Regions from separate parts of the Homo sapiens genome. Here region 2 is linked to region 1. The links are chromatin loops, found by intact Hi-C in ENCODE. Cell type or tissue: Calu3. All regions are shown on one strand. Each heading gives the region's core, and the rest is flanking DNA. Links, peaks and the distances in the headings are about the cores only.

Region 1 (5,059 bases), core at 1,154-3,653:
ATCCTCCTTGGACATACTGGTGTTGAGAGAAGCCACAGCTGGTCTATTACAAGGTTTTCACTCTGGCGATCACATTTTATTGCACTGATGACATGCAGAATTCCTTAGCTGACAGGTGATGGGGACAAAGAGCAGACACCTCACTGGTACCTGGTGCCAGGCTGCCTGCTCCCTTTGCCCTTCCTCCCAGTCTTGGCTTCCAGCCCTTATTTTAGGTCATGCTTTTCCCATCTATGTCAATGCCCAGCACACGGTGTGCCCCATTAAAACTCTGAGAACAGAAGAGTTGGAGGTTAGAGACATTCATCTGGGTTAATCACAGAACTTTCCACCTCAAGATTGGGGTCCTTGACATCTGTCCCCTCCCTCTTCCAGGCCGGCCTCACCACCTCCTTCTCTCTGGTCCTGGCAACTCCTCCAGACTTTTGGCAACAACATAGATGTCACATTCTTGTTACTACGTAGGACTGAGTTCATCTTCTTTTTAGTGATCGGTCCTTCAGATGTTTGGGCTGGGTTTGTTGCTACCACCATTATTATTATGAATAATTATAGCTGCCGATTATTGAGGGGTTATTGGGTACCAAATGCCATACATCCATAGTCATGGTCTCATTTAATCCATACAACAGCCAATGAGGTAAGTGCTATTATTCCATTTCACAGACGAGGAAACTGAAGCTTGCAAAAGTTGAGTATTACAGCCACAGAGCTAATAAAAGAAAATTGTAATTCCAGGCTTGCTTATTCCAAAGCTCATGCTCTTCACATTATGCTTATTTGCGATTCTTTTTCCATCTGTGGAAAGAGGAGGAGGGTGTAAAAGAATGGCTTTCACTAGACCTACAGTTCTGTTGTGGTTTTGTATGTACATGGTAAATGGAGACTACCATGACGTGGACACCCTTGCTGTCTAGGCTCTAGTGTCTTATAAAAGGGCTCTAAGGTGTGTGTGTGTGTGTGTGTGTGTGTGTGTGTGTCGCGCACACACACACACTTCTAAATGTAAAGAGAGGGCCATCCAGAGGTAGAGGGCTGTCAGGTAAGAAAATGACTCCGGAATTCAGCACACCTGGGTTCTGCCTCAGCTCTGACACTCATCAGCTTGTTATCTTAAGCAACCCGCTTCCCCTCCCTGTACCTCAGTTTCCTTATTTGTAAAAGAGGAATAACAAAGCCTAGGTCACTGTTAAGTGCATTAAGTGAGATCAATGGAAAGCGTCCAGAGGAGTGCCCAACCAAAGTTGGCATTCGAAAGTAAGGGTGTCCCTGTCCCACATTCTCTGGTGCAGGAGGGTTTCCCAAAGCAGCGTTGGGAAGAGAGAGAAGTGTGAGCCTTTGCCTGGGTGCATGCTCAAAGATGCAGTTTTGGGGAGGAGGGTACTTTGCAAACCCCAGCAAGTTTTCCACTGGGAACTGCTGGATTGTATGTTGGGAGCTTTGGAGTGAGGTTTGGGCCTTACCCCCCCCTTGGCCTCCCCAGCTGTTCGGGAGGGTGCAGGTCTGCTCCCCACACACACCCTCCCTTCTGCTTTCTTCCCCATGCATCTCAACCTAACCAAAGTTCACGCCCAGCCCTCGCTTTCTTTCCTGACTGCCACTCAGACCACAGACACGCGGGGCAGGGGCCACACTGGGTGGGGCTGCAGGTGGTCTGCAGGTCTCAGAGGGGGGTCTGGACTGAAGAGTTAGCCCCCTCCTGCTGTGAACCTCCTATTCTTAGAAAACCAGGGACTCCAAAAGCACTCCTGACCCCGCTCCCAGCCACAGACAGACACAGCGACCCACACAGACTTAGAGACACACACGTAGGCACACAGACACATAGAGATACAGACCCCCACCCCAAAACATGTACAGATATGCAAAGATATGCAGAGACACAGCCACATAGAGACAGACACACACAGAAATATGAACAGATGTATACACACATAGACACAGACCCACGCACACAGAAACATGTACAGATATGCAAAGACATGCAGAGATGCACACACAGACACACAGAAATACCCAGACACATAGAGACACATACATAGACGCAGACACACACGGAGACACTATGACGTGAACAGTGTGTGCGCGCACACACAGGTTCCCTCCCACCCGGCAGGCGCTGCCCTCTGCCCCGCGGCCCCCACCCCTGCGGCTCTGCCTCTTTGGTCTAATAAGGGTAGGTGAGAAAGCATTGTGAGATTCCGGAGATATTTCCTGGCTCCCCGCATGCTCCTTCTGTGGCGCGTCCAGCTGAATGTTCAGCTCTGGGCAAGTGTCCAGGGCCCGGGGCCCCAAGGCTGAGTCATGTAGACAAAGATTCCGAGGCCCTGAGTAGCCTTTCTAGATCCCCGGCCTTTAAAAAAACACCGCAGGATGCCCTAGGAGGCAGCGAAGTTTCCCACAGAAACTCCACTTTGTGCAGATTTAATCACAGGGCATTTAAATAGCATCATCTGGAGGTAATTTGGAATTTAAATTACCAGGCTAGAGGAAATTTTTTCTACCAAAAGAAGGGCTTGGAATATTATATTGTGTTGGTTATCGATCAGCCATTTGCAAGGGATTACAAAAGTGGTAAGGCCTGTTTTATACAATATGTTAGAACAATTTACAGCAGGATTTGGTCATCACTAGTGTAACTGGTATTACTTGTTCCACAAAGCTTGGGGCAAGAAATGACACATTTCATGAATTTCTAAATCAAATCGTCCTTAGACCCCACACCTACTAGGACCTCAGAAAAATTCAATCCCAGCCTCTTTTCAAGGCCCCTCCTCTCCTCCTATGCAGAACTCTGAGGCCTCAGGATCCTTGAAACTTGGGGGAAGGGCATCAGGTCTGTGACGATCACTGCCCAGTGGCTCATTGTCCATGCCCAGGTAAACCAGTAAAAGGCTGCTGCTCACGGCATCCTCCAAATTCAAGGCCACAGTGCAAGTGTCCAGTCCCCAGAAGCACACTGCCCACCCAGCCACTCCCCAGAGGCCTTGGCACCTCAGGGTCCTGGGTAAGAGGCTGGGCACCCAAGGGTCCTGCCAGTCCTTGAATGACCTCTAGCCCTTGGCCCCCTCCCCAGCCCTCGCAATCTCTAACAGTAAGTGTTAGGTCTACAGACCCTTAGAAAATCAAAGAAAGGCCTTTAACTTTCCCCCAGAGCAAGAGAAGCCTAGCCTTCAAGACAGGAAGGCCTCTGGAGAAGAAGAAGAGGAAATCCCCCACATTCTTTTCCAGTGAGCTACATAAGAAAAACAGACATGGTTAATTTATCAATTGCAGTGGCCAGTCACTTCTTAGTCAATAATTACCTGATTTACTTAATAATCCTTACTCTTCAGGGAGTAGATAGAGCTGTGGTCCAAAAAAAAAATCCAAAAAATCAACAAACAAACCCCTTTCTTTGAATAAAGATGATGAAATCTCTTGACTTCTGTAATATTCAGAGTCCCTCTGGATCACTTCCGTTTGGACAGGAATGGGTTCAGTCCTAAACAGCTTGGTGTCTAGTAGCTCAGTCTCTTTGTTCCCTTTCATGGAACAGTTGCACCCCTATTTGAGGACTGACAAGGGTGCGATGAGGGGTGACCCTGCAACTCAGGTAAACCCAGGCTAGCTCCGACTCACACCCAGCACCACACAGGCGGTAGAGCTTAAGGTTGGAAGGAATGGCTGTGGAATCAGATAAAACAGAGTTTGAGTTCTGGCTCTGTCACTTTTTATCTGTGTGACTTCAGGCAATTTACTTTACCTCTCTGAGCCTCAATTTCTTCCTTTCTAAAATAGGGATGATAAAGTGCCTCATAGGATGATGGAGAAGTTAAATGGCAGCCATGCAGACATGCCAGGATAGTGGTGTAAATTCATGCTGCAATGTACGCCCTCTGCTCCAAATACTCTCTGCTCTATATGTGATAGAGAAATGTAAGGTAAAATGACACAGCCACATTTGAAAAGCAATATTAGTGTCTCTGAAGACAAGACCAAGATGCATCCATGTCCCTCCTCTAGGGTCCCTAATAGGATTGACCCTATTTGCCTATGGTGATGATCAGCTTTGTCTTCATCCCTTTTTCATTCTTCCCAGCCCCCGCCCCACTCCTATTCGTTGAATCATTTCCTAAAATAAACAAGCTGCAGACAAGCCATTATTTCAGAGTCTGCTTTGTGTGTGTGTGTGTGTGTGTGTGTGTGTTGGGGGGACTAAGACAGCTGGAAAGGAGAAAAACCAAAGCAAAACAAAAGGGTGGGAAATAGAAAACAAAATATGGCAGGAATCAGTTAAACTATACGTCATTATAATAAATGTAAACAGATTACCTCTCAAATGAAACATTCTCAGATTAGATAAAACAAATGAACAAAGTTTATAAGAGATACACCTAAAGCAAAACCATAACAATTGGAAATAAAAAGTTAGAAAAAGATATACCAGTTCAATGCTAACCAAAACATGAAATATATATTGTTATGGGTGAAACTGCATGCTCCAAAAGATACGTTGAAGTCTCAACCCTCAGTATCTCACAATGTGACCTTATTTGAAAAGAGTCATTGCAGATGTAATAAAATTAAGATGAGGTCATATTGGAATAGGGTGGGCCCTTAAGCCAATATGACTGGTGTCCTTTTTTTTTTTTTGAGATGTAATCTTACCCTGTCACCCAGGCTGGAGTGCAATGGCGCCATCTCAGCTCACTGCAACCTCCGCCTCCCGGGTTCAAGCGATTCTCCTACCTCAGCCTCCTGAGTAGCTGGGATTACAGGCATACTCCACCACGCCCAGCTGATTTTTTGTATCTTTAGTAGAGACGGCATTTCACCATGTTGGCCCGGCTGGTCTCGAATTCCTGACCTCATGATCCACCTGCCTTGGGATCCCAAAGTGCTGGGTTTACAGGCATGAGCCACATGCCCAGCTGGTGTCCTTATAAGGAGATGAGAGACACAGATGCACAGAAGCCAGCCATGTGATGGGGGAGGCAGACACTGGTGTTATGCTGCCACAAACGGAGGACTGCCTAGGGCTACTAAGAGCTAGAAGAGACAAGAAAGGCTCCTCTCC
Region 2 (3,474 bases), core at 298-2,797, 75 kb after region 1:
GTACCCTGAGGATTTTTTTAAGGTTTTGGGAGAGAATGGAGAGAAGTGATTCAACTCAAAAGACTGGCTGATTTTGGTGCAGATTGTTGTTATTGTTTTTTAATTGGGGAAATAAATTCCTTTATAAAGGCAAGGAAGATATTTCATGCAAAAGTTATTGCAATGTGCCCTATTAGGCACAAAAACTATGGTTTGGGTTGCAGGTTTTCCAAAACAGTTTCATAGATAATATCCACCTCTGGCCATCAGGCAGAGAAAGACTTCAGACCATTGTGAAGCATTCTAGAAGTACCCATCACCCTTCCTAATACGATGGGAGTGAGCTAAGGTAGGAACCCTCAAACAAAGGATTCACATCATCAGTTATGTTAACCTTGACCTTGGCCGAAGGACTCCTTGGCTTTCCTGTAAAAACCCTCAATGTAAACACAAAGGCTATATGATCCTAGAGTACTGTAGGGAGTCCTCACAGGCCTACTTCAGCAGTCATTAATTTTTAAGGTGCTGTTATTTTTTAAACCTTTGTTTTATAAAATGTTAAAACACAGACCCTTCCATCATCCCAATTCCATCATCATTCTTGTACATTCCCTACTTATTTTCTTCATCTGTGAGTTTTTAGAGTTGTAATCATAATAAGTACATAATTCTGCATCCTTTCTGTTATACCATGAGCATTTTCTTCGTGCTACACAGTCCTAGCAACCATTATTTTTCATAGCTGCATAATATTATAGCTGCATAATATTCCTTCGAGGAGTAGCTCTAAGGGCACACATAAACTACAAATGGCCTTTGTGGGACTAGACAAGCCTTCTCTGACAATGGGGTGGGAAACAGGGGCTGGTATGGACTGAAACTGCCACCCAGGGCCATACATAGCCCTCCCAGCTGAGTGACAGTGGTCGGACCCTGGCAAGGTAATTCGCCTCTTGGTGCTTCTGATTCTAATGGACTTTTTCCAAGGATCAGATGAGTGACTCCCATAAAGTACCCAGAAGACTGCCTGGCACAGGCTTGGCAGCTGAACAACGCGAGCTTCCTGGTTTTCTTTCTTCAGGGGCCAGTGGAATAATTTTTATTTCAGGCATTTCCTAGGGAGTAAGTCCCAGACACACATTTTCAGTGATGATGGTGATAATAATGGTGATATAGTTACTATCTACCAAGTCTCACTGTATGTCAGGCAGTGTTCTTATACTATCTTATTTAATTATTATAACAATAATCCTATGGGGTAGGAACTTTAATAATTTTGTTTTCCCATCTGGAGTCGTGAAGTGAACGACCAGACACGGGGAAACCAGGACTCAGACAAGAGCTCAGAAGGACCCTGCGGAAGGACAAAGGGAAAGACATTGAAACAGGAGCTCTTAGAATATGGTGAAGTGTTAATGTTAAATTAGCACCAGGCTAATTCTCCAGGAGAACGAATGTGTCAACTGACATGGCTTCGGCATTAGCGGACAGAGCCCTCCCCAAGAAAGGCCATCGTGATAAATCAGACAAGGAAATGGAAAAACATCATGCACCAAACCTCTAAATCTTAGTTAATGGTTGACTCTTAAGTTTAAAGTACACTTTTCATTCACGATTAACTTGACTGACAAAGCAGAAACAAAGGCGTAACCAGAAAATGGAGTTGTCCCAACACCCACACTTGGCTCTTACTCTGACAATATCAGGCAACCCAAGACTCCCAGGTAGAGTCCAGCAGAGAGAGCCCTGGTAAACCCCACAATCAGAAGCCCAAATCCTTAAGTTACATCTTGATGAGAAAACGTTTAAGTGCCTTTACCAAGTCCAGAGCGACTATTAGGAGGTTGGTTCTAAGCACTCGAAGGTTTTAATAATGTTCCCAAGCTGAACAGACTCAGTCTGTGTTTATTTCATACACTACACTGGCCCAGGCACTGCTTTTGAGTGGTCTGCTCTGTTTCAGGGCCCAGACTCCATCCCTTGGTCTTACAAAAATAGGTAAATTTTTAGGTATACCTAAATTGGTGGAATCCAGCCCTTTTTTGAGGGGAAAAGCCAAATATTATTTCCTAGTATATCTGGGTCCTTGGAAATAGATGAGTTACATGCACCACCAGGGACTTACTTGAATAGGAAGAAAAACAGGCCGCCTCTGGTTCTACCATTTTCCTGCTGAAGACAGCTATGGAAGGTGGGGTAGGAGGTATTAGCTTAACAGGATTGGGGCTTTGCCCCTGGAGACAGCACTAGCTTGTCATCCTTTTATTTAGAAAGTGTCCTTCCTCCTGCCTAATCTAAAAGTATCTCTTTCCTTTAAATGGCTATTTCTCTTCACATATACCTATAATCTTAAGTTTTAAACATTTATCTACATGACAAACACAGAAGGAAAAAACATACCAGCTACCCATCCTCTCCAGCATATACTGACAAAGCCTGGAGTGGGTGCACTTTTGAAGTTCTCATTGCCCTCTGATTCCCAGCAGTGCTATTTCTTTGTAAAAAGCAAAAGAGAAACCAGAAAATTGGAGGCTAACAATCTCCTCTCCAGTAACAGCAACTTCTGACAGAAAGCATCCAACACCTGCTTTAGATAATGAACTAAATCAAGACTGCAAATGCCCCAATTCTTCCTTTGGATACTCAGAGGAATTTTTCTGGGTGGTTAACTTGAAAGACTCATCAGCCATTTTTTTACCCCCATACTCTAAAGCAGTGCCGGGCAGGTAGATCCGGTTTTCTGCTTGCTAGTCTGACCATAAGGAAGGAGCCAAGCTCCCTGCAGCACTCCTAGCTCCATTTCACAGCCACCCACTGGAAGAACCCACTGACATCGGACAGCCAACCATAAATGAACACTTACTTTTGGTTTTGCTCTTGGCTTCAGTTGCTCTAACTTCTTAGCAGCAGCTTCGATGGATGCTGCAGCCCCCAGTAACTCTGTTTCTGCAATGACAGTTGGGTCTTCTGGATCCACCCACTCTGTTCCTAGAATCAGTCCAAAAGAAGGTGATTCTTCATAGCTGCAGACCTCAGGGCACTGGCTTAATTAAAAACACTATCTGGATTTGCATGCATGAAGGCTCCAGGAGCCTGACCTGCATTGTCCTAAGGAACCTTCCTTCCGTCTCTCATAAAGGCCATCTGGATGGGGGTGGGGGGTGGGGGTGCTAATCCTGGTTTTCTAAATCAGTTGCATGTATGGCCCTTCCACAGAGCAGTCACCAAGCAGCTTCAAAAATGATCTCACGGACCAAGGCTTGAGCTTTGCTCTGACTTTGAACTTAAAGCTCATGAATCTAAGTAAGCATCCTCAGGAGACACTACACTATGCTGTACATCACACAGGAATTTGCCATTCTCTTCTCCCTGGAACCCAGGAGGACTGACCCCTCACCTTAATTCAAAGTAAAGGAAATTGGTGAGAAGACCTTTCCCAGGTGGGTTGATTGCTTCTATGTAAACATAAAGGGTGTCCAAACAATGTTTTCAGGT

The links. Hi-C counts contacts between places; a loop is a spot of excess contacts. Peaks named below come from ENCODE experiments on the same cell type or tissue, not always from the same donor. Only the 100,000 strongest peaks of a DNase experiment are listed, where the experiment ranks them.
Region 2: a loop joins it to region 1, with 4 times the contacts of the local background. A loop is called at or near these places in 2 of 110 quality-filtered maps.

Annotation. Positions count from the first base shown.
Region 1 is chr15:62,894,390-62,899,448 of GRCh38, reverse strand. No RefSeq gene overlaps it. Among named protein-coding and RNA genes, the nearest start is that of MIR190A, 73 kb to the right of the region's middle. RefSeq lists an enhancer at 1,089-1,854. In Calu3, for the core only: no CTCF peak of the experiment used is centred there; DNase peaks (open chromatin) are centred at 2,258, 2,768, 3,168 and 3,518.
Region 2 is chr15:62,819,979-62,823,452 of GRCh38, reverse strand. It overlaps TLN2 (talin 2), which reads right to left. Exons shown (of 59, transcript NM_015059.3): 54 at 2,843-2,967. Among named protein-coding and RNA genes, the nearest start is that of MIR190A, 2.2 kb to the left of the region's middle. In Calu3, for the core only: no CTCF peak of the experiment used is centred there; a DNase peak (open chromatin) is centred at 1,582.